2 separate regions of the Homo sapiens genome follow, and region 1 is linked to region 2. The links are chromatin loops, found by intact Hi-C in ENCODE. Cell type or tissue: PC-3. All regions are shown on one strand. Each heading gives the region's core, and the rest is flanking DNA. Links, peaks and the distances in the headings are about the cores only.

The links. Hi-C counts contacts between places; a loop is a spot of excess contacts. Peaks named below come from ENCODE experiments on the same cell type or tissue, not always from the same donor. Only the 100,000 strongest peaks of a DNase experiment are listed, where the experiment ranks them.
Region 1: a loop joins it to region 2, with 5 times the contacts of the local background. A loop is called at or near these places in 23 of 110 quality-filtered maps.

Annotation. Positions count from the first base shown.
Region 1 is chr3:194,522,387-194,534,619 of GRCh38, reverse strand. It overlaps the pseudogene RNU6-1101P. Among named protein-coding and RNA genes, the nearest start is that of ATP13A3-DT, 41 kb to the right of the region's middle. In PC-3, for the core only: no CTCF peak of the experiment used is centred there; a DNase peak (open chromatin) is centred at 7,269; H3K4me3 peaks cover 594 bases; H3K27ac peaks cover 1,610 bases.
Region 2 is chr3:194,465,091-194,477,323 of GRCh38, reverse strand. The region is part of intron 2 of ATP13A3 (ATPase 13A3); the gene reads left to right. Among named protein-coding and RNA genes, the nearest start is that of ATP13A3, 16 kb to the left of the region's middle. In PC-3, for the core only: a CTCF peak has its summit at 4,839; a DNase peak (open chromatin) is centred at 4,833.

The DNA.
Region 1 (12,233 bases), core at 2,715-10,714, 56 kb before region 2:
TCTCTCCTATTTTAGATTCTCCTCCTGGATTTACTTGGTCTTTGCGTGGAGTATCTTCTCCGGTAGCTTATAGAGAAGGAGTGCATGATAGATAAAAGTTTTTGAAATCTTACATACTTGAACATATTTTTTTCTGCTCTCATACTCAATTGATAGTATGGCTGGGTATAGAATTCCAGATTGCAAGTTACATTTCTCAGAATTTTAAAGGCACTGCTTCATTGTGCTTTGGCTTCTAGTGTTGCTGATGCGAAGTCCAAATCCATTTTGCTTCCTAAACTTTGTATATAGCCAATTTTTTCATCTCTAGAGGCAATGAAATCTTCTCTTCCTCCCTAAAATGATGCTGGCTACTTATTGGCTCTTAAATATCACAGTTCATTCTATTGTTGAATTATGACATTGATTGCTTTGTCCCTTCTTTTCTCTTTTTTCTTTCTGGAAACACCGGTATTCAGATATAAGATCCCCTGAACTAGTACTCTTAACTTCCTAACCTTTTGTCTACTATTTTATATCCCTTTATCTTTTTGCTATATTTCCTGGGAAATTTCCCTAATGTTGTATTTCAGCTATTATGTATAATTATTTTTTTCTGCTTAAGCAGATCATTTTTCCTTATATCCTTATCATTTTTTCCTTTCTATGGAAGTATTGTATGCACATTGTTTAAAAATTATACAGCACTCATTTCAATAGCACATTTGATAAAACTGGAATGAGACAGGCCAGGAGTGGTGGCTCATGCCTGTAATCCCAGCACTCTGGGAGGCCGAGGAGGGCAGATCACAAAGTCAGGAGATTGAGACCATCCTGGCTAACATGGTGAAACCCTGTCTCTACTAAAAATAAAAAAAAATTAAAAAAAAAATTATCCCGGCGTGGTGGCGGGCACCTGTAGTCCCAGCTAATTGGGAGGCTGAGGCAGGAGAATGGTGTGAACCCAGGAGGTGGAGCTTGCAGTGAGCCAAGATCATGCCACTGCACTCCAGCCTGGGCAACTAAGCGAGACTCCGTCTCAAAAAAAAAAAAAAAAAAAAAAACTGGAATGAGACAGAAAATTAGCATGGTCCCTGCGCAAGGATGACATGCAAATTTGCAAGGGTTCCATATTTTTAAAAAATCATTACAGAATTCTTTACATAGAAAATTCCATCTAGTAGATCATTGAACAAAAGAGAGACCAGAAATAGATCTACACATACACATGTATGACCTAAACCTGTGGATATGAACCACATTTTATATTTGCTTTTGACAAAGATTTTATATAGCAAGAAATGTGGCTCCTATAGAGAAGCCTGGCCTTTTCCCCATCTCCTGGGAGGTAATCTCTAAACTCTTGGAATTTCCTGAGTGTTAAGGGTGTCTTTGTTATTTGATGGGCCCTTGGAACTACACCTGATATTTTATGCTATAACATGTTGGGGGTGGCCATGGCAGGAAGACCAACTATCTGATAAGACGGTTGGAGCTGGGGGACACATGGTATCAGCTCAACCTCTAGGGAACAGGGGGCGGGAGATTGAGTACAACCACATGGGCTCAACCAATCGTGTTTGTAAGAAAACCTCAATAAAATCTCTGGGCACCAGAGCTCAGGTAAGTTTCCCTGGTTGGGAATACTCTGAACAGACTATCACACATCAGTGCTGGTAGGAAAACACTTTCCTGAAGATAGTGGCAGTTTCATGTTTGCAACCCTCCCAGACTTCACCCTACGTGTCTCTTCCTTTGTCTGGTTCTAATTTATATCCCATTGCTATAATAAAGCTGCAGTGGTACACACAGCACTTTCCTGAGTTCTGTGAGTCATTCTAGCAAAGTACCAAATCTGAGAGTGGTTTTAGGAAGCCGCAAACTCGCAGTTGGTGTCTGAAGTCAGGGCAATCTTATAGGGATTGTTCCGTCTGACTGTGTGGTTTGGGTAACTCCTTACAGATACCAAGGCAATTCACTGAGAAAATGGACTCTTTTGCACATGTCATACTGTAATTATTGATATCCATATGTAAAGAAATGAGCCTCAACCCTTACCTCATAGTATCTGCAAAAACTAACTTGAAATGAAAAGTAGACCGGAATGTAAGAACTAGAACTAGAACTTTTCTAGAATAAAATACAGAAGAACGTCTTTGTGACCCTGGGTTGGGCATATATTAATATATTAAATAGACCACAAAAAGGAAAATATGATGACTAGGTCTTCATAAAAATTTTAAAAATTTGCTCTTCAAATAATACTGTTAAGAAAATGAAAAGGCAAGTCTGGGGTAAAATATCGGCAAAATATGTATCTGTCAAAGTATTTGTATCAAGAATATAAAAAGAATTATTTGGCGGGTGTGGTACCTCATGCTTGTAATCCTAGCACTTTGGGAGGCTGAGGCAGGAGGATCACTTGGATAGTCATTCTAGCAAAGTACCAAACCTGAGGGTGGTTTCAGGAAACCCCCAAATTTGCACACTTACAAACTTGTAAAAAAATCCAATTAGAAAACGGGTAAAAGACATGAACAGACATTTCCTGAAGAAGCTATACAGATGGCAAATAAGCACATGAAAAGAGTTCAACATCATTAGCCATTAGGGAAATACAAAATAAAGCCACAGTGAAATATTATTTTGCATTTTGCATGTAGCATAATAATATTTTTTATTTTAGGCTGGGCACGGTGGCTCATGCCTGTAATCCCAGCACTTTCGGAGGCTGAGGTAGGCAGATCACCTGAGGTCAGGAGTTCGAGACCAGCCTGGCCAACATGGTGAAACCCCGTCTGTACTAGAAATACCAAAAAAAAAAAAAAAAGTTAAAAAGATATTTTTTATTTTTGCCTAGCAGAATGGCTAAAATGAAAAATAATGACAACACCAAATGCTGGCAAAGATGTAGAGAAACTGGGCCACAAAAATTGCTGGTAGGAATGTGAAATGATACAACCACTCTGGGAAAAGGTTTAGCAGTTTTTAAAAATAAAACCGTGCGGGCTGGGCGTGATGGCTCACACCTGTAATCCCAGCACTTTGGGAGGCTGAAGCGGGTGGATCACGAGGTCAGGAGATCGAGACCATCCCGGCTAACACAATGAAACCCTGTCTCTACTAAAAGTACAAAAAAATTAGCCAGGCGTGGTGGCGCGCGCCTGTAGTCCCATCTACTCGGGAGGCTGAGGTAGGAGAATTGCCTGAACCCAGGAGGCGGAGGTTGCAGTGAGCCGAGATCTCGCCACTGCACTCCAGCTTGGGTGACAGAGGGAGAATCCGTCTCAATAAATAAATAAATAAATAAATAAATAAATAAATAAAACTGCATGAAACTACCATACAACCCACAGTTGCTCTCCTGGGCATTTATCTCAGAGAAAAGAAAACTTACATTCACACCAATTGTTCATAGCGACTTTATTCATAATAGCCAAAAACCAAGTCATGGTATATGCACAGGACGGAACACTACTCAGCAATAAACAGGAGCAAGCTATTGGTGTGTGTGTGTGTGTGTGTGTGTGTGTGTATATGTAATGAATCTCATATGTAATGAATCCCTAGGGAATTAGGCTGAGTGAAAATAGCCAATCTTTACAAATTGTATATTGTATATTGTATGCTTACATTTATCTATATTACACTCTTGAAATGACAAAATTATGGAGAAGAGACTAATAGTTGCCAGGAGCTGGGGGCGGGGAAAGAGGTGAGTGTGGCTATAAAAGGGCAACACAAGGGGTCCCAGTGATGATGGAACTGCTCTGTGTCTTGACTTCATCAATGTCAACAGCCTGGTTGTGATATGTTACTATACTTTACAAGATGTTACCACTGGGGGAAGCTGGATCAAGGGATCTCTCTTTTTTTCTTTTCTTCCATAAGTAAGGAAACAATCTCTGTATTATTTCTTATAATGTGAATCTATAATTATTTCAAAATAAAAAGTTAAATTAAATAAATCTGTACACAAATGTTTATAGTGGTTTTATTCATACTCATTAAAAACTGGAATCAATCCAAATGCCCAAGAACTGGTAAATGAATATATAAAATGTAGTAAAACCTTACAGTGAAATGCTACTCAGCAATAATAAAGAATGAACCACTGATATGTAAAACACGAATGAATCTCAAAAGCTTCATGCTATGTGAAAGGAGTCAGACTCAAGACTATCTACTATATAATTCCATTTATGTGAAGTGCTAAAAAAAAGTCCAAAATCTTAGTTATAAAAAGCAGATTAGTGGTTGCCAGGAGGCAGAGGGTAGGGGTGTAGAATGACTGAAAAATGTTTCAAGGTAATTTTTTGGGGGTAATGAAAATATCCTATCAATTTCATGATTGTGGTAGTGACTATATGATGGTATATTTGTTAAAACTCATTTATTGTGCACTTAACATTGGTGAATTTTATTGCATTTAAATTGTACCTCAATAAAGTTGACCCCAAAATTGGGCTAATAAATTTAGACTATTTTGCGACTTGCTTTTTCATTTAACTATATGTTGTGGACTTCTGGCTTCCAGACAGAGAGCTTTACCTCCTTTTTAATAGTTCCATAGTCTTTCATTGTATGGATGCAGCACAATCCCACAATTAATTTAATTAATCTTTCCTTGATGAGCATTTCTGCTGTTTCCAATTTTTTATTCTTTTTTAAATTTATTTATTTTTTTTGAGACGGAGTCTCGCTCTGTCACCCAACCTAGAGTGCAGTGACATGATCTTGGCTCACCGCAACCTCTGCCTCACAGGTTCAAGTGATTCTTCTGTCTTAGCCTCCCGAGTGGCTGAGATTACAGGTGTGCGCCACCATGCCCACCTAATTTTTGTATTTTTAGTAGAGACGCGGTTTCACCATGTTGGCCAGGTTGGTTTCAAACTCCTGACCTCAGGTGATCCACCCACCTCAGCCTCTCAAAATTTTTTATTCTTACAAGTAATGTGATGGTTAACCTTTTCATGTATCTTTGTATACCAGAGAAATTGTTTTTATTGAATAGACTTCTAAAAGTGATATTTCTCGGTTTAAGGATATATGTAATTAAAATTTTTGGCCGGGTGTGGTGGCTCACGCCTGTATTCCCAGCACTCTGGGAGGCTGAGGCGGGCAGATCACCTGAGGTCAGATGTTGGAGACCAGCCTGGCCAAGATGGTGAAACCCCATCGCTACTAAAAAAATACAAAAATTAGCTGGGCATGGTGGCATGTGCCTGTAATCCCAGCTATGCAGGAGGCTGAGACAGGAGAATCGCTTGAACCTGGGAGGCAGAGGCTGCAGTGACCAAGATTGCGCCACTGCACTCCAGCCTGGGTGACAAAGCAAGACTCTGTCTCCAATAAATAAATAAATAAATAAATAAATAAATAACATTTTCGTGTGAAGCACCAAAATGCCTGACAAAATAAGGTTGTGTCAACTTGCACTGTGATCAATAGTGAATGAGTCCTGTGGCTATTTCTAAGGCATTCTTTCTAACCTTATTTACTTGTTCCTTTTCCCACAGCCTTTTCATCCAGTTGACGTTTTTCTTTTCACAGCTCTCTGTAGGATTTCTGTAGCTCCAAACCTTGACTGTTGATGCTTTGTTAGGGCCTGTAGAATGACCTCGTTATTTGAGGATCATTCGATCAAAAAGGAGCACATATGATGGTGGAGAGACAGACATGAAAAGCAATTACTATATAGCATGAAAAATGACAAGAGACTTGTATATTACATATACTGATAATAATGATGAAAGAGAAGATGATGTTGTTGCTGATAATAGCTAAAAATTATTTAGCACTTACTATATGCCAGGAAGAAGTCAAAGAACTGTATAGACATTAATTCATTTCATTCCCACAACAACCCTCGGAGGTAGAAATTATTACAATTTTCCCCATTTGGCCGAGCGCAGTGGCTCATGCCTGTAATCCCAGTACTTTGGGAGGCCAAGGCAGGCAGATCACTTGAGGTCAGGAGTTCGAGATCAGCCTGGCCAACATGGTGGAATCCTATCTCTACTAAAAATACAAAAAAATTAGCAGCGTGTGGTGGTGTGCACTTGTAATTCCAGCTGCTCGGGAGGGAGGCAGGAGAATTGCTTGAGCCCGGGGAGGCAGAGGTTGCAGTGAGCCAAAATCGTACCACTGCACTCCAGCCTGGGTGACAGAGCAAGACCGTCTCATAAAACAAACAAACAAACAAAAATTGCACCATTATACAAACCCCTTGGCTGGGCATTGAAAAATGAGTAGGAGTTAATTAGGTGAAGAAAGGGCATGGATTAGGCCACGCGGTGGCTCATGCCTTTAATCCCAGCACTTTGGGAGACCGAGGTGGGTGGATCACTTGAGGCCAGGAGTTGAAGACCAGCCTGGCCAACACGGTGAAACCCCATATCTACTAAAAATACAAAAATTAGCCAGACCTGATTGCAGATACTTGTAATCCCACAGCTACTCAGGTGGCTGAGGCACGAAGATCACTTGAACCCGGGAGGCAGAGGTTGCAGTGAGCTGTGATGGCACCATTGCACTCCATCCTGGGCAATAGAGTAAGACTCTCAAAAGAAAGAGAAGGGCGGGGGTAGGGGTGTGGAGAGAGAGGGAAGGAAGGCGGGGGGAGAGGGAAAGAATGGAAGCAAGGAAGGAAAGAAGGAAGGAAGAAAAGAACAAAAGAAGGAAAGAACAGAAGAAAGAAAGAAAAAGAAAGAAAGAAAGAGAAAGAAAGAGAAAAGAAAGAAGGAAGAAAGGAAGAGAAGGGGAGGGGAGGGGAGGGGAAGGGAGGGAAGGGAAGGAGGAAGGAAGGAAGGGCATGGATTAAATGGAATCCTAGGAAGAATGAAAAAATGAAAAATGTTTAGTGTGTACAGGCTGGGCATAATGGCTCACACCTGTAATCCCAGAACTTTGAGAGGCCGAGGTGGGTGGATCACTTGAGGTCAGGGTTCGAGACCAGCCTGGCCAACATGGTGAAACCCCATCTCTACTAAAAATACAAAAATTAGTCAGGCATGGTGGTACACACCTGTAGTCCCAGCTACTTGGGAGGCTGAGGCAGGAGAATAGCTTGAACCCAGGAGGCAGGGGTTGCAATGAGCCGAAATGGCGTCAGTGCACTTGGCCTCCAAAAAAAAAAAAAAAAGGAAGAAAAAAAACGGAAGAAAAGTGTGTACAAAGGCACACTTTGTATGATAAAACAAAGTGCATTCAGATGTCCTGTGAGTAATTTCAGATGGCTGACATCCAGAGGGAACTAGGGGACAGGAGAAGAAGAAGCTGGAGCAAGCTCATGAGTAAGTGGACGTGAATGTTTCTCATTTCCTCTTGCTAAGTGCTTTCTCACACACTACGCATTTTGCTGGCGCAATCTTACTAATTTGTACTTTCTGATGAAGTCCAGGGGAAGACTTCTCGTTAGGAAGTAATTCCCAGATTGAGATGCAAATGTTGAGAAGAGTCAACCAGACAGAAGAGGAGATGAGTGTTCCGGCAGAGGAAGCTGTGTGAGGTGTCATGGCTGCAATTTTTCTTTCTTTCTTTCTTTCTTTCTTTCTTTCTTTCTTTCTTTCTTTCTTTCTTTCTTTCTTTCTTTCTTTCTTCTTTTCTTTCTTTCTCTTTCTTTCTTTCTCTTTCTTTCTTTTTTTCTTTCTTTCTTCCTTCCTTCCTTCCTTCCTTCTTTCTTTCCTTTCTTTCTTTCTTTTTTTTTTTTTTTGAGACAGGGTCACTGCCCTGTCACCCAAGCTAGAGTGCAGTAGGGCGATCTGGGCTCACTGCAACCCCCACCTCCTGGGTTCAAGCGATTCTCCTGCCTCAGCCTCCCGAGAAGCTGGGATTACAGGCGTGCACCACCACAACTGGCTAATTTTTGTATTTTAGTAGAGATGGGGTTTCACCGTGTTGGTCAGGCTGGTCTGGAACTACTGACCTCAGGTGATCCGCCCGCTTCGGCCTCCCAAAGTGCTGGGATTACAGGTGTGATGAGCCACTGTGCTTGGCCCATGGAATTTCTAAGGAACTGGCTGGTATTGAGGATGGCTAGGTATAAAATGTAAAGGGGGAGGAGACACAAATGAGGCCAAATAGGGTGGCAAAGACCAATCCATGTAGGCCACATTAAGGAGTTCAAACATTATGGTGGTTATAAAACCAATCAATGAAAAAGAAATGACCAAATATCCCCTCTAGGCAGGCCATGCTCCGGGGGCAAAGAAGATACAATGATGCGCAATATGATCCTAGCCTTCCAGAGGGCAAAGAAGATACAATGATGCGCAATATGATCCTAGCCTTCCAGAGGGCAAAGAAGATACAATGATGTGCAATATGAGCCTAGCCTTCGAGAAGCATACAGACTAGCTGGGAAGGTAAAACATGAGCAAACATAAGGAAGGTGATCAATGGTTACTAGCCACATATAACAAGAGATAAATGTGAAATGTTGGAGTTTACAAGAGAGAAAGACAACTGGTTGGGTAAGAGGCAGGGACAGTGGTAGGGAGAAGGGACAGGAGTGGGGCCTTAAAGAATGGGTACACTAGGCCAGGCACAGTGGTTCACGCCTATAATCCCAGCACTTTGGGAGGCCGAGGCAGGTGGATCACCTGAGGTCAGGAGTTTCAGACTGGCCTGACCAACATGGAGAAACTCCATCTCTACTAAAAAAACAAAAGTTAGCCAGGCGTGGTGGTGCATGCCTGTAATCCCAGCTACTCGGGAGGCTGAGGCAGGAGAATTGTTTGAACCTGGGAGGCGGAGGTTGTGGTGAGCTGAGATCGCGCCACTGCACTCCAGCCTGGGTGACAGAGTGAGATTCCGTCTCAAAAAAAAAAAAAAAAAAAGAAAAAGAAAAAGAAAAGAAAGAGTTCTCAGTGAACACTTAGTGTTTCTCATTATTTTGCACCTCTTCTATTGAATGTAGTCATTCTCCTTTGTTAGGTCAGGAACCCATGAGAGCATCTGACTGAAAAATCACAGACCATCACCCTATCCAAAAATGCATATATGGGCCAGGGGTGGTGGCTCATGCCTGTAATCCCAACACTTTGGGAGGCCAAGGCAGGCAGATCACTTGAGGTCAGGAGTTTGAGACCAGCCTGCCAACGTGGTGAAACCCCATCTCTGCCAAAAATATAAAAAATTAGCCGGGTGTGGTGGCACACACCTGTAATCCCATCTACTCAGGAGGCTGACATAGGAGAATCGCTTGAACCTGGGAGGTGGAGGTTGCAGTGAGCTGAGATCATGCCACTGCACTCCAGCCTGGGTAGCAGAGCAAGACTCTGTCTCAAAAAAAAATGTATATAGGTACACATGTATATGTACCATTTTGCAACATCAGGATGCTGAAACTTCATAGGTGGCTGAAACTTGCAGTCTTCAGGTTGAGAATTCCTGTCCCTCTGTGTCCAGCAGACAAGTGCTACCTGAAGGCCATGACGAATTGAGACAAAATTCTAACACTGCTACGTTATTGAGAGAAAGGATGAGAAGGTATGAAACAAATTTTAATGATGAATTTTTGTGGATTTTTGAAATGCATAAATGGGATGATTAATAATAACAAAAAAGCTCTGTTTATATCATCATAAAACACACTATAAATCTACGGGATTCAGTCTCCACTTGTATATCATCTGACACAGAGCTGAAGGTGGAGGAGAAAGGTTAACCCTTCTCATTCCCTTCCCCACCCCACATACAGTTGGCCTTTTCTGGTCAGGTTTCCGAGGCAGTAAGCATTTTTTTGAGCGCCTACAATGTGCCAGACACTGTTCTGGGCACCTGGGTAGAAAGAAAGATCTTGAAGACTCTTGCCCTGTAGGGAAGTTTATAGCTTGGGGAACAGTGGAGGAAGAACAGAAAAAAAATCACACTAATATTTAATTACTTAAAAAAATTGTTTTTTCAAGGCTGGGTGCGGTGGCTCATGCCTGTAATCCCAGCGCTTTGGGAGGCCAAGGCTGGCAGATCACCTGAGGTCAGGAGTTTGAGACCAGCCTGGCCAACGTGGTGAAACCCCGTCTCTACTAAAAATACAAAAATCAGCCGGGCATGGTCGCATGCACCTGTAATTCCAGATACTCGGGAGGCTGAGATAGGAGAATCGCTTGAACCCAGGAGGTGGAGCTTGCAGTGAGCCGAGTTTGCGCCACGTCACTCCAGCCTGGGTGACAGAGCAAGACTCTGTCTCAAAAAAAAAAAAAGTTTTTAAAACAGAGGCAGGGTCTTGCTATGTCGCCCAGACTGGTCGCCAACTCCTGGACTCGAGTGATCCTCCCGCCTTGGCCTCCCAAAGTGCTGGGATTACAGGCCTGAGCCACTGTGCCTGGTTCAAATCACACCAATAAAAGGGGTCAAAGGATGTGTTCAAATAGACTTGTGGAAAAGCTGAGGCAAAAAGAGGAGGTACTAATTTTGCCTGGAGGCAGAACTAGAAAAGAGCCCTGAAAAATGGGGAGGAGGGGCAAGATTCAGGAAGTATTCCAGGCGGGGAAGCTTCTTTTTCCCCTTTTAGCCATAGGAAGATAGAATTCCTGGGTCCCTCTTCCTGCCTCCACTAGTCTTGTCACCTGAGTTCCATACCAGCTATTTCAAAAAGAGAAAAGGCCCAAGGGTGTACAACCTTCCCTCCAGCAATAAGTAAAGGTGGTTACTATGTGCGAGGAGCTCTGCCAAGCATTGCCCAACTGTTACCTTTAATTCATACAACGGAACGGTGGTGTGTACTGTCACCATTTTCCTGAGAAAATTGGGTTTCAGAGCTAGAACTTGTCTCTTGTCACACAGTTATGGAGTGGCTAAGCCAGAACTGAAGCCGAGTCGACCTGACTTCAAAATTCACCTTCTGGCCAGGCATGGCGGCTCACACCTGTAATCCATCCCAGCACTTTGGGTGGCCTAGGCAGGGGAATCACTTGAGTCCAGGAGTTTGAGACTAGACCGGGCAACATGGCGAGACCCTGTCTCTACAAAAAAATGGAAAACTTAGCTGGGCATGGTAGCGCGAACCTGTAGTCCCAGCTATTCAGGAGTTGGGAAGATCTCTTGAGCCTGGGAGGTTGAGGCTGCAGTAAGCTGAGATGGCACCGTTGCACTGCAGCCCAGGTAGTCTGGGCACCACAGCAAGACCCTGTGTCCAAAAAAAAAGAGAGAGAAAGTCTTTATTTTGTTTGTTTAGCTTTTCTGTGGCTTCAGTCTTTAGTTTCCTTTTTGTTTATTTATTTATTTATTTATTTCACTATGGAAAATTTCTAACATAAAAGGAGACAGAATGGTATCATAAACTTCCACGATTCTATCACCTAGGTTCAATAATTAAGAATTCGGCCAGGCGCAGTGGCTCACACCTGTAATCCCTGCACTTTGGGAGGCCAAGGTGGGCAGATCACCTGAGGTCAGGAGTTCGAGACCAGCTTGGCCAACATGGTGAAACCCCGTCTCTACTAAAAACAAAAAATTAGCCAGGTGTGGTAGCACACGCCTGTAGTCCCAGCTACTTGGGAGGGTGAGGCAGGAGAATTGCTTGAGCCCGGGAGGCAGAGGTTGCAGTGAGCCGAGATCGCACCACTGCACCCCAGCCTGGGTGACAGAGCGAGATTCCATCTCAAAAAAAAAAAAAAAAAAAAAAAAGAATTCATGGCTAATCTTATTTTATGACTAATCCCTTCCTGGATTATTCTGAAGCAAATCATATCATGGCATCATTTTCACCCATAGACTTCAGTATGCCTCTTGGATCCCTTTTACTTGATAAGTTCCTCCTGCTTGTAATGTATTTGTTGAAGAAGCTGGGTCATTTATCTCATGGAATTTCTCACCATCTGAGTTTTGGCGACTGCATTCAGCAGTATCATTTAACACGTTCCCTGTCCTTGGCATTTCCTGTAAACTAGTAGTTGGATTTAGAGTAGTGACCAGACAGGTTAGTGATTTTTGGCAAGACTACTTCATGACTGTTTCTCATCGGGAGGCACTCATGTATTTGTCTTTTGACCGTCATTGATGATCAAAGTCCAGGCCTGTTAATTTACTAAAGATGGCAAAATGGTGATATTGTAATCCTTCTAGTCTTTCTCTGTTTAATAGCTGTAATACATCCAAAAAAGGTTTCCCTGATCGTCTATGCAGTTAACATAAGCTATATTTGTCACTGGAAAGGTAATATAAATGCTTCTCTCTCTTTATTTGCCAATTTTCAAAATAACAAATGGATCCCTAGCACCCACCAAAAGTGACCAATAGATTTAATTTTT
Region 2 (12,233 bases), core at 1,553-9,552:
GTTCCCAGCCTTTAAGGTTTTTAGTCTATAAGTTCAACGTTGTTGGAAAAGTGCTCTGATACCTGCAGAGGTGGGAGAAAGGTGGGGGCAGTCCTCTGCTAGGAGATGGAAGGGACAATCAAAGCTTAGTAGCTTGAGCTGGTCCTGGAAGAGCAAGTAGGAGCTCTTTAGCCAGACTAAGAGAAGGGCATTCTTGGCAGAAGGAATATTCTATATAAAGAAGTGGAGTCAGGGAACAGTAGGGCTCTTTGAAGAACTACAGATTGTGTTCTAAATGAATGACATGTAAGGTTTGTAAGGGGCGAGTGATAACCACTGATGAATGGCAGATGGTGTTGACAACTAGGCGGGGCCAGAGTCTGTAGGATCTTACATGTCTTGCAATCAGTTTTGACTTTGACCTTGGAACCCAGTTGAGGCTCCCTTCCGCCCCAGTTCCTCATGGCAGGGAAATACATCATGTTGTGCGTTGTAAGACTTCAAAACTTTGCTAGTGAGAGGCCTGCTTAATATTATTTAATCTAGTTCAATTTAATTGTTTTGAAAAAAAAAAAAAACAACAACTTACTTTGAAGGTACTCTTTTACCAGTTTGGGAATTGCTACTACAGACAACGGGAAGCTACTGAAGTTTTATGTAGAGAGGGAAATGGTCATATCTGGCTGCATACAGACTTGAATGAGGGAGACGAGGGCTCAGGACCTGAATCAAGGCAAAGCTGATGGAGATAGGCATGGTGAGGTGGATTTGAGAAGGGTAGTCAAAAGATGAGTGGCCGGTTGGATGTAGGTGTGAGATAGGAAGAGTTCGAAGGTGACTTCTAAATTCCTGGCTTGGCTTTTTAGGCAACTCATACTCATTAAAGGAGTAGGGGGAATTGGTGGTGGCTGGGTGGTGGGGCAGATTTTTTGGAAGAAAGAGAAAATGAACCTATTGAGTGTTAGCTGTCTGCAAACATGTAGTTGAATCTGTGGGTCTGAAGCACATGAGAGATTAGTGCTGAAAATGTGAATTGGTAGTTGCCATCGCGATGGTCCAGTAGTGCCACCCCTGATGAGATTGTTACAAAGAGAAGAGCCTGAGGAATATTAATAGGAAAATTAAGAAGCGGGCAGAGGAAATGGAGGCTTGGTAACCTGGCTACCTGCCCAGCAACCCAGGCTAGTGTAATGTGAACTGCAGCTCAGCAGAGTTGTAAGAGGTAAAATGGGCATTTGTGGGCTATCTTAGGAATCTAGACACTATTTTCCTTATGGAGAAATGCATTTCAAGTACATGTGGAGTAAGAATTGGTTTTTAAATGAATTTTGTTCCTTGAAAGATGGTGCTGCCTACGTGTCATTCCTTAAATTTGTTGGTAAGGCTTTTTGATGTAAAGTCACCCCATGCTTGACTTTCTGGTGAAAATGAAAAATACTAATCTTGGTTAAGTGAAGATGATTTTTTCCTGGTTTTGAAAGGCAGTATTCTGGTAAGTAAGAGTAGATAATGCCCATCAAAGTGTTGTGTAAACTAAATATTCCCATACAGGCGTCACTATTGTGGTTGTTATAGTGCCTAAATACATTGATTGTGGGGTGTGTCTGTGTGCGTGTGTGTGTGTATGTGGTTTTTTTTAAATCCTGGATAGTGGCATACAGGACAGTCATAGGAGGTTAGAAAGTTAACATTTTTATGATGGTTGTGCTGTGAATAAGGTGATTAACTTCTTCAATAGCAACTTATATTACTGTATTTTTGAAGTATTTGTTGAATGTAAATGTTACGGCCTTTGCATTGTCTATGCTGGGTTAGCGTGGGTAGGTTTCAGATTAGACAAAGGACTCAAGTAGAAAAACCCAAATTCATGTAACTTAAAGTTGACCCAAGTACCTATGAGTTACATTTATACATTTGCAGGATTTTACTTTTTGTACAGAATAGCTTCCTAGTGATTTTGTGCTTCTTTGTGGTTGGATTTTTCAAATCAGAATCTGGAAGAGTGAAATATGAATCATTCTGTAGTGTATGTAGATCATGAGGAAAACTAATTTTGCTTTGTTTCAAATTGCACAGTAATTCTGAAGTGAACCATACAGAAGTAATGAAAAAAATTATTTTTAGGTTTGCTATCAGTAAGAAAAAACAAACATTTCTGAGGTTTATATGTTTTTAACACACTGAAGACTTGGAGGTATAACCTCTGGAAAATTTTCTTCCACTCTTCTTTTTTTCTTCTCTACTCTTCCCTATTCCTATATTATTCCCTAGCATCCCCTTTTTCTCATCCTAGCTTTTCCTCTCCACCGTGCTGCGCTATTTCAGTATCTTTCTATGCAGAACGTTACTTTTTGTTGTATTATGCAACTACAGTGTAATCTTTTTGAATACTTTAATTAGTAATTTAAACTCAACATAGTCTTAGCAACAGTGCACGTTACTTAGCTGGCATGACCATAGTCTGAGCGGTGTGGCCAGTGTGAAGCATGAGTGTGCAGTGAGCACCGCATCACAGCAGCCACTTGCCGGCAGCAGCTGTAAGGTTGTATCTAAGCAGTGTCTTGATTTTAGCTATGGTAAAATGAGAATTCATGAATGTTTAAATTTCAGAGACCATCTTTAATTTGATGACTGAAATGTCAGCAGTTATTTGAGATTTTTATTAATAGCATTACAGTTTCAAATGAATAGTTGTTAATTTGCATTATAATGGAAGACATTAATTTACATATTACTCAACAAAAACTTTACCTTAACTCTGAACTAAAAAGTATAATTTTTAGTTTGGGGGAATTAGGCTTATTTATCATTTGGTTTGTTTACACAAGCTGTTATTGAAACTCTTGATTTGTCAATTTCTATTATATTAAGTGCCCATGCCACACGATTTCTTTTCTGCTTATTTTAACATACTCCTATTTCCAGCTGCTTGGAAGGCCAAGGTGGGAGGATCCCTTGAGCCCAGGTGTTTGAGACCAGCCTGGCAAGATGAAGAGACCTCATCTTTATGGGGGAATTGGGGGAATTAGTTAGGTGTGGTGGCTCAGGCCTGCAGCCCCTTCCTGCTCAAGGGAGCATCCCTTGAGCTGAGGAGTTGAGGTTGTGGTCAGCTGTGACGGTGCCACTGTCTTCCAGCCTGGGTGACAGAGTGAGACCCCATCTCTTAAAAAAACCCGAAAAACTCTTTTATTTGTTCTAACTAGGTGTTTTTGCTTTTAAATACCCACTGTCACCCCCCAAAGGAAAGAAAGCACAAAACTTTTATACTCTACTTCATAAATCTAAAGATGCAGAGGAATTTGAAGAAACCGTTAATGGTAGCCTCTGCCTTGCAATACAAGATGATGTTAACAGTTTGGTGTGTATCTTACACCTTTCTGTTTGGTCTTTTAAAAACACATATCCACAGAGTTATTTGGTTGCTATAAAAATAGTGTATTAGACATATTCCTTTTTTCCTGTTTTTATATATTACATAGCTCTATCTTGGTTTCTACACATAGATTTAACTCATTCTCCTTAATTCCATAAATTATTCATCTATTCTTCTATTGATGGACGTTCAGGTGGGTTCTAGGTTTTTTCCCCCTGCTGCAAACAGTGCTGCAATATACATGTTTTGTTCCTATGTACCTATATATGTATTTGTCATAGATTTTAAAAACTGGGATTGTTGGATCAAAGTGTATAGGTTTTAAATTTAAATATCTTCTGAGATCAGATGAGATTGGCACGTTCAAGGTGGTATGGCCATAGACAAAATTTAAGTATCTTGTCAATTGGTTTTTTAAAAAGGTAGGACAGATTCACTCCTAAGACCAATATATAAGGTTGCTCCTTGTCAGGTTTTTTTTTTTTCACCAATTTAATGGGCAAATAATGTCTTACCATATAATTTTATACTTTAAATACATCGTCTTGTTCTGTAATAGGTTCATTTGCTCTTTGTTATTGTTCTCTTCCTTGCTTTACAACTTTGCAAGATTCCTAAATTCTACTTTCAGACTAGAATGTACAGGGAGTATTAATATAGCTGTCTCTCTCCGCCCCATTATCATTTGTTTTGTGTTTTATTGCGTACATTAATTTTTTGTTGAGACACATGAATGCAGGGCATCTTTTAGAAAGGCAATTCTGCTTTCCATGTCACGATCTCCACTGGTACTAAAATATATAATTTCTCATTGAAATTTCAACTTTTATTTTAGATTCAGGGAATACCTGTGCAGGTTTGTTACATGGATCATATTGTGTGATGCTAAGATTTGGGGTATGATTAATCCCATCAACCAGGTAGTAAGCAGAGTACCCAATAGGTACCCTTGCCCCACCCCTTCCTTCATCTAGTCATTGCCAGTGTCCATTGTTCCCCATCTTTATGTCTATGTATATCCAATGTTTAGATCCCACTTACAAGTGAGAACATATAGTATTTGGTTTTCTGTTTCTGCATTAATTCGAATGCTTAGATAATGGCCTCCAGCTGCATCCGTGTTACTGCAAAAGACATAATTTTATTATTTTTTATGGCTGCATAGTATTCCATAGTGTATGTGTGCCACATTTTCTTTATGCAATCCACTGTTGGTGGATGCCTAGGTTGATTCCATGTCTTTGCTATTGTGAATAGTGCTGTGATGAACATATGAGTGCATGTGTCTTTTTTGTAGAACGATTTATTTTCCTTTGGATATATACCTAGTAATGGGATTGCTGGGTTGAATAGTAGTTCTGTTTTTAGTTCTTTGAGATAATTTCTCATCTTTAATCATTCTTGATCACTTCAGATAACTGCAGCAGTTCTATTTCTTAAGTCTTGTTGTAACTCAGCCTTTTCTCCTTACTAATGTTGGAACATCCCCTAGTGGTGAAAGAGTGTACCAGCAGGCCATATACAAAGGCTATGCTTGTGTAGCTCAAAACCTTTTTGGTTGATACTTATTGTAGAAATTATTCTATCTGCCTTATTTTAGTGGAGAAGAAGTTGAGACCAGCGTGAAGGAACTTGCATCATAGTTCATGTTGAATTAATTGTTATTTAAGGAAAAGTTAAGGTTGACTGTGTTTTTTTTTTGGCTACTGTGCAACAAAACTTTTATTAACATTTTGAACAGGTTCAGCTACTACTGAAACTGGTCATTTCTAAATTTAAATTGGGGCAAATGGCTACGGTGCAGAGTTAATGTCGTCATTGGGCACTGCGAAAAGGAGACTGAAGAACTGACAGCCATTCCTCAGATGGCGTCGAGGTGCAGGGTTGACTCTGGATGTTGTAATCAGAAAGAGTGTTGGTTGCCTGCAGCAATCAGCTGGTTGCCTGCAGAAGTGAGCCTCTTCTGGTCAGGGGGCATACTTTTTTACTCTGAATCTTGGCCTTTACATTCTCAGTGGTGTCACTGGGCTCCTCCTCCAGGCTGAAGGTCAGGGTCTTCACAGAGATTTGCATTTTGTTCTGTTAAGTGAAGTCAAAGATACTGCAAATTGCTAGTCACCTCCAGCCACCTGAAGGCCACTACACTGTTGCTCGACAAAGCCAGCCACTGAATCTAAAGTGACTCTTGTGCTGTTTTCATTTATGTTTGTTTGTTTTGGGGATGAAGTTGTAAATCCTACTGTTGTAATGTAGTAAAGAACCTGGCATAAGATGCACACTTAATACTTAGATGAATTAGTTTGATAAAAATAATTTAGGGCTGGGCGTGGTAGCTCACGCCTGTAATCCCAGCACTTTGGGAGGCTGAGGTGGGCAGATTGCTTGAGTCCAGGAGTTTGAGACCATCCTGGGCAATATAGTGAAACCCCATCTCTATAAAAGCACAACAAATTTGCTGGGCGTGATGGTACACACCTGTGGTCCCAGCTACTCAGGAGGCCGAGGCAAGAGAATTGCTTGAACCCGGAAGGCAGAGGTTGCAGTGAGCTAAGATTGTGCCACTGCATTCCAGCCTGGGAGACAGAGCAAGATGCTGTCTCAAATTTTCTTTTTCTTTTCTTTTCTTTTTTTTTTTTTTTTTTTTTTTAGAATTTGCTGCTACTTAACGCTGTATTATAGGCACATGCTTTTTCAGCTGGGCCAAAATGTAGAGGAGATAGAAATAAATCTAATTAATAGAAGTATACTTGTTAAAGGAGCTTTCAGAATGACAACTTTCTCTTGCCTGGGGTAAGATGCAGGCAAAGAGAATGGTCTGATAGAGCACCATGATGTGCTTCAAAGGTTCCTACAAGTTTAGAACTCAGGGTTGGCCATGCATTGTAGAATTAGAAGTTTAGGCATATATTCAATCAACTATTCAGTCTTCCTTCGGGAAGGCATTCAAAAGGCACTAGTGTCTCTTCCTCACTCCCACCCAGCCCAGAGGTAGCCATTGTCACCAATTTATTGATGTATTCGCCTTTTTGATTATCTCAGGAGTAGGTGCCAGTTTTCTCTCTAAGCCATTTTACTTCTGCCAGTTCTGAATATTCAGTCTGGGACTTATCACTGTTTCCTGTTGCCTGCCGCAGCATTTTTCATCGTAGATAGTAGTAATGTTTTGAAATCTATCTAGCAATCATAAGAGTCTTAAAATTCTTAACCTTGAATGTGGAATTTTAAAAAGTTACATACTTTTTAACAATTTAGGGGAAAGTATGAAAGTTTTAAGAACATAGTAGCTTGAATAATTGAAATAGAAAATCTCTCAGTGACGTAAGTGGACATTTTGAGAATGCAAACTGTTTTATTACATTGCATATAAATGATATTTTGCACATTTTTTTTTATAAAGAGAGAGTAAAATGCACGTATCATTTGTCAGTCCAAAGGTAATGTCCCCCTTTTTGCCAAATACTATACAATTAGACAAAACTCTGTAGGATTTCTCTGAATAAAAGGGTTGATTTTGTTTTTTAAATAGAGTATATGATAAAAGCGATAAAGTACCTATGCAAGAATTAATGGTATAGTGTAGGCTAAACTCTTCTTCATATTGATCCTAATACAGGTAATTATGTTATCTTTCCTAATTATAGCTTATTTTGTTATAGCTATCACATTGTTTTGTAACATACAAAAAAGTATAATTATACAAAGACTCCACTTTACAAATGTAAATACAGTCTTGGTTTGGTGTATATTGGATACAATGGTCTTCCTTAAGCCTAAACACAGAAACAAAAGCATATTATAAGAGAAAGTCCAAGATGGGAAGTGATAAAGTGGGTATTGAGTAGAGCTTTGTTAAAATTTAGCTGGTATCCTTGTAAAATTTCCATGTATTCATTAAATTATATTATGTCATTCTTATTTTTAGGAGCTGACTTGAAGTTTTAAGTTTTGCCCTCATAAAGAATTGTCACAATTTGGTTATTACAGTTGGATGATTCTGATTTTTTAAAAATTCTTTTTGTATATATTTGTATAGGTATTAAAATTGAAATTGTTCAATGACTAAAGTTAAGGCTTTAAACGTATTGGGGCATATTTTATTTCAACAGCAAAAAGTAGAACTGATTTTGAACTGGACAAGGTTATCTTCTCAGTTACTGTAAATTTTACAAGTTTGAGAATAAAATAATATTTAGAATGCTAGCTGTGCTGTTTATATTTCAAGATCATTAAAGCACTCTTGGCTTGTGTGGTCTTTAAAGATGGGTTTATCAAATATTTATTTAACATTGGTAGGTATGTGTAATTCTCAGAAAAAAAATCTAGGACTGCAAAACAAAGCGGGATAATTCCTTCTCTCATTCAACAATACAAGGTGTCACAGAAATCTCAGTGAAGTTTTAATTTTTAAAACTCCAGAATTATATATGTTATAAACTTAAACACCATTGAGAAATTCAGTTACTGGAATTTCTTTTATACTTATTTATTTTTGTGAGTTTTTTTTTCTTTTTTGAGACAGAGTCTCACTCTGTTCCCAGGCCGGAGTGCAGTGGTGTGATCTCTGCTCATTGCAACCCTCCGCCTCCTGGGTTCAAGCAATTCTCCTGCCTCAGCCTCTCCCTAGTAACTAGGATTACAGATATGCACCACCACACCTGCCTAATTTTTGTATTTTTAGTAGAGATGGGGTTTCACTATGTTGGCTGGACTGGTCTCAAACTCCTGGCCTCATGTGATCCTCCTGCCTTGGCCTCTCAAAGTGCTGGGATTATAGGCGTGAGCCACTGCACCCAGCTGTGAATTTTGAATGATGCGCTTTTTTTTTTTTGGTGTGTGTGTGTGATGGAGTCTTGCTCTGTCATGCTGGCTGGAGTGCAGTGGCGCAGTCTTGGCTTACTGCAACCTCCACCTCCAGGTTCAAACGATTCTCCTGCCTCAGCCTCCTAAGTAGCCAGGATTACAGGCGCATGCTACCTTGCCTGGCTCATTTTTGTATTTTTAGTAGAGATGGGGTTTCACCATGCTGACCACGCTGGTCTCAAACTCCTGACCTCAGGCATTCCACCCGCCTCGGTGAATAATGCATTTTTAATTTTAGTTTTTTACTTCAGTACTGCTGAAGATGGCAAATACTGACTGAAGGAAAAAATTAAATTAAAAATGTATTATTCAAAATTGCTTTGCCTGAACTTTTACTTGATTACAGGTCGTTATTTAAATCACTTCGTGAAATTACCTACTTTGGAATTGTAGGCACGTACATAGACTATCCTTAAAAAAATTCAACACTCTCCACACTCACTATTATAATATTGTTACAACTCTTGAGAAACTCAGGTTTGAAGCAAAGATGTCTTTGAGGTTTGGAGATTTCTGTGTCTGAAAACAACTGATCTTGTTTTAAGGAATGAAATCTGACTAACTTTTAGCATGGTATAGGATAAATAGTATACTTTAATTGTTTGTAGTAATTACATAATGTGAAAAAATAAGTAAACTTTCAAAAATTGGCATATTTAATGTAGTGAGATTTTTTTTCCCAGTAGCTTCACTTTGTCCCATACTGTTTTTTTTTTTTTTTTTTTAAACTCACACAGCAAATCAAGTTTATTATAAATTCAAGGAAGGGTTTGGTTAAGCACAATAGCCTATAAGCTCCTTGCTATTTAGATAACATCAAGACTCAGGCATGCACTGTGGAATTGGAACTTCGGTGAGCTAACTAGCTAGGATTTATTCAAATAATAGGAGCTCTACGAGTGACAGATGGCAGAAGGGCACATCTTCTGAAAACTTACTAAAAATTGGTGAATTACAAAATTCTAAATTTTAATACCTTAATCATTTTGAAAGCAGTTCAGACAGAACCGAAACAGAAATATTTGGCATAAAATTCCAAATTTTTATGCTTAGTTTTATTTTTATTATTAAAAGCCAGCTTTTGAAAGCTGTGCAAATATCAGGAATTGGGAAGAATGATGATATAGTGCTACTGGTAAGAAAAATTTCTTCAATTTGTTTTCTCTGATATCGAATTTGACTTGGTTAAAAAACGTGTGCTCCAGCAGTCCAGAAAAGTTATATTTCTGTAAGTAATGGGTTTATCAATTTGGTATTAATGCTTCAAATGTCTGATTAGATATATAGTAGAATTGTATTTAATATGTATTTTTATCTTGATAAGCAGTGTATTTTAAATATGTTTATGTGGTTTTTTATCCTCTCAGTCATTGAAATAATCAGGGCTTTTACTTATGTACATTTAAAATTTAAATATGTTTTTAACATACATATGTTCTAAATGTAAGAGCTGTTGGAGTTGTCGCATTGGAGTTGACTAAAAGTTTATGTGAAAAGTGAATTCTTGGGTAATTTCCTTTGAGGTGTATAATATATTCAAAGTGAATAATTAATTGGAGGTTTTTAGAGCAACTTTTTATTTGAATTGTTTATTTTTAGCACTTTGGTAAAATTTGCTAAGACTTAATTTGCTTTAAAAAACAACTACGTTTTAGAGAAATTACACTCATAAAAAGAGTAATGGTGTAATATGGTTAAAAAATTGTATTTTGAAAAGTATGAAAATAGATTGCTATAGGCAGTGAACTGCCTATAATAAGCTCATTTAAAAATAATTAATTGGAAGAGTTCTTTATGTGGTCTAACTGTAGAAGATGAAGTGAAAAATATTATTATGCTGAACTAAGGTGAATGAACTCCTTCTATAGATGGAGAAAAAGTTTTAAATAGTTAAAAGTACATGGGCTTAATGAAAACATTGGATTTTAACGGCAGTTCCTTTCTAAAGTTATAAAACATGCTTATTCATCTATTTATACATACATTCTACATTGAAAAATTTGGATTTACAGGAGTGGGAAGTCTGTAGGTTTGTGGGAAATTGATGAAAGACAAGGGTGAAGAAGAGTAAGATTCAAAAACCAACAGAAGTTTGGTGAATTGAGTTTATGGATAATACCTGGCACATAGTAGATTGAGTCAGTGGACTTTTGAGTCAGTGCCCCAGAGGCAGAGTCCTTAATATTCGTGGCCCTCTGTGCCAGAAATAAATGTCTTCTGAAAGTTTTCTTCTGTCTAAAAGCTTCAGATGGGTGGGAATTAATTTTTAAATTTTTTATTTTTATTTTTTTAGTGATGGAGTCTCACTGTTCTGCCCAGGCTGGACTCAAACTTTTGGGCTCAAGTGGTTCTCTCATTTCAGCCTCCTGAGTAGCTGAGACTATAGGCATGCACCACTGCACCCAGCTGTTTAATTTTTAATTTTCTGAAAACCTTTTCTATTATCAACAATTTCTACACATTAAAAAGTAGAAAGACTAGTATAATGGACTCTCATGTATCCATTCACTCAGCTTTTAACTTTGCTTTAGCAGTTATCAAACTCATGGCCATCCCCTGGTCAATAAAGATGGGTTTTTTAATTTAAAAAATTTTAATTTTGAAGTAACTTTAAACCTACAAAAAAGTTGGTGTATCAGTGTCAAGTTGCTTATTAAGTTCCTTGATTAGTCTTCTGATACTTGCAGAATCTTTTGTGGTATATCTGCTTATTACTGATACTGGTAATTTGCATCTCTCCTCCCCGTTTTCTTTCATTTTGATGAGTCGAGGTAGCAGTTAACAATTTTATGGATTTCAAAGAACCAGCCTTTTTGGTTTCAGTGACGTTTCCTCTTTCTGTTTTTTTATTTCATTGATTTTTTTCTCTGAATTTTATTTCCCTATAGCGGTTACTCTGGGAGTAATTTGCTATTCTTTCTCTGCTTTTCTTAAGGTGGAAGCTGAGGTCATGACCTTTCTTCTCTCAGATACTGGAATTTAGTGCTATAAATTTTTTTCTAAGTACTGTTTTAGTGGCATGTTACACATTTCAATATATCATTTTTATTCAGTTCAGAATACTTTGTATTTTCCACTTTGATGACTTTGACCCATTGGTGTTTTAAAAGTTTATAATTTTTTTTTTTTTGAGGTGGAGCCTCACTGTGTTGCCTAGGCTGGAGTGCAGTGGCGTGATCTTGGCTCACTGTAGCTTCCGCCTCTGGGATTCAAGCGATTCTCCTGCCTCACCCTCCTGAGTAGCTGGGACTACAGGCATGCACCACCACCCCTGGCTAATTTTTGTGTGTGTGTGTGTGTGTGTGTTTTTAGTAGAGATGGGGTTTCACCATGTTGGCCAGGCTGGTCTTGAACTTTTGGCCTCAGGTGATCTGCCCGCACCAGCCTCCCAAAGAGCTGGGATTACAAACGTGAGCCTGCGCCTAGATTTATTTACTTGAAAACAGTTGTATTATTTCAGGTCTTATGTTTAAGCTTTGTTAGGCAGTACCAGAGCAGTTTTTGTTTGAGGCAAATTTTATCCCGCTAACTAAAGCAAAAACCCGAATACCCTTCCTGATTCCTTGTGGCTAATGGGGTTTTCCATTGTGGTTGGTAAAAATGGGTACGATTCCCAGCCTTTTGTGAGCCCTGGTGGTTTAATTCCCTTAATCATTTTGGGTGGTTCTTTCCCTGGCCTTCGGTAGTTTCTTCACACACAAGTGCTGAGCGGTACGCAGCTGAAGGCTTGAGGGAGTCCATCTTGCAGGTCAGTCGTGTTCTTAGTGGGTCAGACTCTCTTCTGGTGATCTGACCAGCAAACCTCATTGCTTTGGTGCTTCCCCAGACTTCCAGTTTCATCTCCCAAACTCAGGGAAACTGCTGGGCTCCCTCTGAGTTCCCTGTCCTCCCTTTTTTTGTGACCTGTAAAGTGTTTTCCATCAGTAAACTGGGACAGTTGTAGGGCTTACCTAGTTTGTTTTTTTAATCTCTCAATTATCAGTTTTCTTCATTGCCTGATGTCCAGTTCCTTGAAAACCAT